Regions from separate parts of the Homo sapiens genome. Here region 2 is linked to region 1. Evidence: read pairs that join two places in POLR2A ChIA-PET (ENCODE). Cell type or tissue: PC-3. All regions are shown on one strand. Each heading gives the region's core, and the rest is flanking DNA. Links, peaks and the distances in the headings are about the cores only.

Region 1 (2,912 bases), core at 107-2,606:
TGATGTATTTGCAGCAGAGTTCAGATTAGTATTTTGAGAGAACATCTCTGAAGATATGCTTACTTATACAAAAGCATTCTCATATAGATAAGTGCACACAGATGGGTCCATGCATGCATTTGTGTGTGTTTTCTTTTTCTTTTTTTTTTTTTTGAGATGGAGTTTCACTCTTGTTGCCTAAGCTGGAGTGCAGAGGAGCAATCTCCACTCACTGCAACCTCTGCCTCCCAGGTTCAAACGATTCTTCTGTCTCAGCCTCCTGAGTAGCTGGGATTACAGGCATGTGCCACCAGGCCTGGCTAATTTTTTGTATTTTTAGTAGAGACAGGGTTTCACCATGTTGGTCAGGCTGGTCTCAAACTCCTGACCTCAGGTGATCCACCTGCCTGGCCTCCCAAAGTGCTGGGATTACAGGTGTGAGCCACCGTGTCCAGTCGTATGTTTTCTTAGAAATGCATATAAGTATTCACTCACAAGCTCTGCCTCTCAGAATACATCTCTCTGTATTTACATGCACGATGTATATAAACCTGGTATGTGTTGGGAGGCAAGGAACACCATCCTCATGGGGTATCATTAGGCCTAAGCCAGTCTTGGAGGTGGAGTGGTGGGGGGACTAGGGAAATGATATATCCAGCCTCAACACTCTGCCTTTGTAGCTTCCCTGGGCTTTGCTGCTTGGCCTCATGCATGTGCCACCAGCTCTACTCCCCCTCCTCTTGGCTCAGAGTACCCAGGGACAAGGTGGGGTTTCTTCCAGAACATGATCATTGACTATTCTTGGCCTGGGCAAGGAGGGGAGGCTGGGCAGGCCGGGTTACATAAAGATTGCCTTGTGCCCTCTCAGAGTTGTAAGCAAAGCCTTTGCCTAGCTCCAAGCCTGGAATACTCTTTGCATAGAGTTGGTAATACTGAGAACTAAACACAAGTAACAATGGGGAAACATAGAGGTCTTCAGGTCCTGGTGGGGACTGTGGTGGGACTAGAAGTAGTGCATCCCATAAGCAACCACTGTATGCAACACTGGAGGAAGACACAGACAAAGCCCGGTAGGAAAGCCTGTTCAAGGCAAGATATCTGTCTATTTTCCTCATCGCCTTGGCACAATAAACACACATACACACATATTTACACATTAGCAATTTTCCCTTCAGTGGGTGTAGCATCTCACAGCAGAGGAAGCACCAAGTAATTTATGAGCCACGATACTCTGAATTATTTTCCCTCCAATGAAATAGAACTATATTTACGTACATTTTGCTCCTGTTTACTAGCAGAGTCAGCAAGGGCTTTAACCAGAGCCAGTGATAGTCTCCAGGAGATCAGTGGAAACATTCATGCAGAAGCAAAGGCTCACCTAAAGCCTTACAGGCCATAAATATGGTCCCAAATGATTTTTTCTTTAATTCATTTATTTATTTTTGTAGATAGCTCACTGTCTCACCCAGGCTGGAGTGCAGTGGCACAATCATAGCTCACTGCAGCCCCAAACTTCTGGGCTCAAGCAATCCTCCCACCTCAGCCTCCTGAGTAGCTGCGACTACAGGCTCACACCATCATACCCAGCTAGTTTTTTTTTTTTTTTTTTTTAGTTTAGTTTTTATTTTTTGTAGAGACAGGGTCTATCTATGTTGCCCAGGCTGGTCTCACCACTCCTGCTCTCAAGCGATCCTCCTGCCTCCACCTCCCAAAGTGTTGGGATTATAATTTTTTTATATTCTAAAGATTTCTACCCACTGAGATTTTGTTTTCCAATGTAAGCTTAGAAAATGTTTCCTTCCAAAATTAAAAGGAATCTGATAATGTAAGTTGAAGTTCTTTTCATTTTGCTTTAGGCTGTGTAGGAGACATGCTTCTTTTCTCTTTGTTGGTTGCCTTTTTATGCTAGCAAGGGACCAGATCCATCACACTGCTGCAGATCATAACACTCAAGGGGACAGTGTATGATAACATTTCCTCATATTGACCCAGAATTTACAGAGGGCAGTTTGTAAAGGGCTTATATATCTACCATCTTGTTTAATCCTCATGACAACTCTGAGGTCAGCGTGGTTGTTCCCATTTCACAGATACAAAGACTGAAGTTAGAAGACTTGCTGAAGGACATGGAGCAATTGTAATACATGGCTGGGTGAGAACCTGAATTCAGTTCTTCATGTTCAGGCTCAGAAAATAACACAAGTTTTGCTACACTCTCCTACCCTCCTAAGACTTAGGGCTCTTCTCAACGTATTCCTCTATTTTCTGGTGCATTCTTGTCTTATAAAGTCAGGGTTAACCCTCCCCAGCACTGAAGCTACAGCTCCCAAGTTGCAGATAAGCAATTGCCTGCTCCAGGGACAGCCCCAGGATGCTTTTACTGTTGACAAGCCCCAAGCTTGGGTGAGCTCATGTGGTTGGTAAGCAACAGTGACTCTATCAACTGTGGCTTAGAACGAAAGCTCTGAGCCTTTCACGGTCCTTGTGCCAGCCACCAGATGCACCATCACCAAGTCCAAGCTGTGGACCATGTGCTCTTCCCATACCTGTCCTCCTGGCAGCTTAGGCTCTTCTGAGGCTGTTTTTGTTCACTTTGCCTAACTCCTCTTGGGTCAGCGTATTTCTGTGGGAAGACCCAGTGTGATTTGCCCCCATCTCACACCCACTTGAAGCAGCCCAGCCAGTTTTAAGGGCCAGGTTCCACACCTCAGTAAAAATTGCAGGCTCTGGGAAGTTATTCAACTTTTTGAAAATCACTAGTGTTTGGTTGAAATGTTTTATTTTAGTCATAGCAATTAAATGTTCTTGTTTTGCACACACATCTTCCAAAAGATGTGCCTTCAGCATAGGTGAATAGCATACAATGGATTTGGGAAAGCTTGGGGTGAATGACATATACCAACCATAAGAAAAGATTCTGTTGATAATCTCTT
Region 2 (2,912 bases), core at 202-2,701, 240 kb after region 1:
ATATTCACCCCCAACTAAAAATAAGGAAAGTAAGAGTCTGAGTGATTTTCTCCAGTTCTGTCTGCCGGTCAGATTGGAACAAAGGCAGTGTGACCCCAGAGCCTTTGCCTTACCACTCAGCTCTACTTCTTTGTCAGAAACACCAAACCAGGCATCTGTGGTGGTGGGGCCTGGCAGCCACCAGAAATATAGACTACTAAGTCTTGGGCAAGGCTTCCTCCTGACTTTCTTCTGTATGAGATGTGAAACCTGCCCTCTCCAGGGGTCAGCTGAGGAACCAGCAGTGGTAGCTCCAGGAAAGAAGGTAGGGCTGCTGACCAGGGCTTAGGTCACCAAGCTGCTGACTCTGACTCACCTGGGAAAGCTGACTGGCTTTTAAAGCATCCACTCCCCATTTTGTGTCTCCTATGGGCAAACCTGAGGTCAAGGGCAGAAAACCAAAGCATCACCCTGGAAGGTTAGCACCGAAAGTGCCCTTGAACAGTAATGTGTCTATTCCTCTACTCCTTATCTCCTCCAAACCCATTTAAGACCATAGAGGCTATGTTCCTTGTCCTACATTGTCTTGGAAGGTTTGTGACAAATCCTATACTAGAGCTCAAATATGAGGACTTTCATGTTCAGTGTGCTTCCACAAAAGATGCTAACATGAATTAGTTCCTGGTTTGAAAGGAATAGTATCAACAACAAAAAGGGCGTCCACTCAGAGACCCCATCTGAAGGTCACCAACATCAAAGACCAAAGGTAGATAAATTCACGAAGATGGGGAGAAACCAGCTCAAAAAGCCTGAAAATTCCAAAAACCAGAATGCCTCTTCTACTCCAAAGGTTCACAACTCCTCACCAGCAAGGGAACAAAACTGGACAGAGAATGAGTTTGACGAATTGACAGAAGTAGGCTTCAGAAGGTGGGTAATAACAAACTCCTCCGAGCTAAAGGAGCATGCTCTAACCCAATGCAGGGAAGCTAGGAACCTTGAAAAAAGGTTAGACAAAATGCTAACTAGAATAACCAGTTTAGAGAAGAATATAAATGACCTGATGCAGCTGAAAAACACATGAATTAGTTCCTGTTTTAAAATTAGGTTTCCTGGTGAGCAGGCTGGAATAGAATCAAGTGTGTGTGTGTGCATGCATGTGTGTGTGTGTGTATCTGTGTGTGTGCCAAGTTCATGATACAAGCCCAGGACTGACACTCCCTACCACTCCCAGGGAAAGGAATTTCTCCTAAGTTCAACTTGTCTTTCAGGAAAATTTAGATTTTAAGCATCTGACCCAGTAAATGGGACAGGAAAGAGGAGCCCTGCCATCCAGTGAGTCCTGCTCAGGTGTCTTTCCTGGAGAAACACTCACACCTGTGTAGCAAGAGGCCTGTGCAAGAAAGCCAACAGCAGCATCACAAGAAATAGTGAGGAGTGGAAGGAACTCAAATGCCCATCAATACAGGAGTGATTATCCAGCAGTTAAAATGAATGAAGTGGGTCTTCACAGAGTCAAGGAAAGATCCCTAAGACATTATTACACAAGGAAGAAGGAGAAGAAAAGAAAGTTGGCAATACAATGCATACAATATGATCCCATTTGTGAAAAAGAAAGAACATCCCAACCATATGTGTGTATGTAGAAAGTAGATCCTCTTGCCTGATAATTTCAATGGATTTAATTCCACAATTGTGCACCGAGTGCCCTCTTTGTGCAGGCCTTGTAATCCATAAGGAAATCATCTAGCAGGGAGAAGTGTAGGCAACATCCCTGCCCTCTAGTAGCTGGATAAGGGAGGGGTAAATCATGCCTGAGCCAGCAGAGCATACCTGAGCCCCCAGAGCCATAACCAACCCCATACCTCACCCCTCAGAATCAGTGTCAGCCCAGGAGAGTAGCCACAACCCCAGCATTCAAGCCCATGTGTCACCAAGCCCCTTGGGGATCCAGAGATGGTCTCACCAGAGCAGCTGCACCTCTGATGCCTGAGCAGATGTGGTGCCCTACCCCCTAGGGAAACAGAGTCTTGGCTGTTCTATTTCACCCTACCCTTTGGGCTGTGCAACTGCAGAGCTCCATCTTCTCGGATCTGAACCAGCCCTCTGGAGTCTGAGCTGCTGAGGTGTTGCACCTCCCCAAGGTATTGAGCTATCATTGCCCTGCTCCCCACCTCCTAGAGCCCAAGCCACAGCTGTGCACCTCCATTCTAGGAATTCTCTGCCACTGCACCTGGACTTACACACCCTGGGCCACTGTCGTGTTCCACCTCTGCAGAGTCCAGAGTCACCATGATGTGCTACTTCCTCTCCTGATGCCTGAGTTGCCACTGTACCCTATCGGCTCTAGGCCCAAGTTTCTGGAACACTCCTTCCTCCCCAGAGCCATACCAGTGCTGTGCCCTGACCCCCAGCATCAGAGTCACAGCTACACACCTGACCCCTGGGCCCAAGCTACTGGGGAGTGGCTCAGAGTAACAGTCCTCTGTTTAGTGCAGGAGCTTCATCCACTTGTCACAGAGAGTGAACACCCACCTTACAGGTTCTACAACAGTACAACAAGACATTGAAGCCAGGACCCAAACTCCACAGCTACTCCAAGCAGCTGTAGTCTGGAACACAGAACCACTGTGGCTGCCTGTGGCCTGTGTCAGACCCAACACCAAGAGGGATCCCCTCAGCTACTTCTTCCCACTGTGGGAAAAAAAAAAACAAGAGGACCCCCCCCGCAAAGACTTTTCCACTGAGAGCTCTAACAACCGACCCTGCCACCACTGCTGCTACAAACTCTTGGAGCCTCAGCCACTGATTCAGCTGCAGTTATCAATGATGTCAATCACAACTGAAAAAAACCTCATGGAGACTGCTCTACTGCACCCACCTGGAACCAGAGCCAACACACAACCAACCTAGGACTCATATGCCAGTAAAAA

The links. Peaks named below come from ENCODE experiments on the same cell type or tissue, not always from the same donor. Only the 100,000 strongest peaks of a DNase experiment are listed, where the experiment ranks them.
Region 2: POLR2A ChIA-PET joins it to region 1 with 11 read pairs; 2 of 35 experiments call an interaction of 5 or more read pairs at or near these places.

What each region holds. Positions count from the first base shown.
Region 1 is chr5:148,837,755-148,840,666 of GRCh38, forward strand. No RefSeq gene overlaps it. Among named protein-coding and RNA genes, the nearest start is that of ADRB2, 13 kb to the left of the region's middle. In PC-3, for the core only: no CTCF peak of the experiment used is centred there; no DNase peak of the experiment used is centred there.
Region 2 is chr5:149,073,095-149,076,006 of GRCh38, forward strand. The region is part of intron 2 of SH3TC2-DT (SH3TC2 divergent transcript); the gene reads left to right. Among named protein-coding and RNA genes, the nearest start is that of SH3TC2-DT, 11 kb to the left of the region's middle. RefSeq lists an enhancer at 1-1,105. In PC-3, for the core only: no CTCF peak of the experiment used is centred there; DNase peaks (open chromatin) are centred at 337 and 1,207; H3K27ac peaks cover 1,913 bases.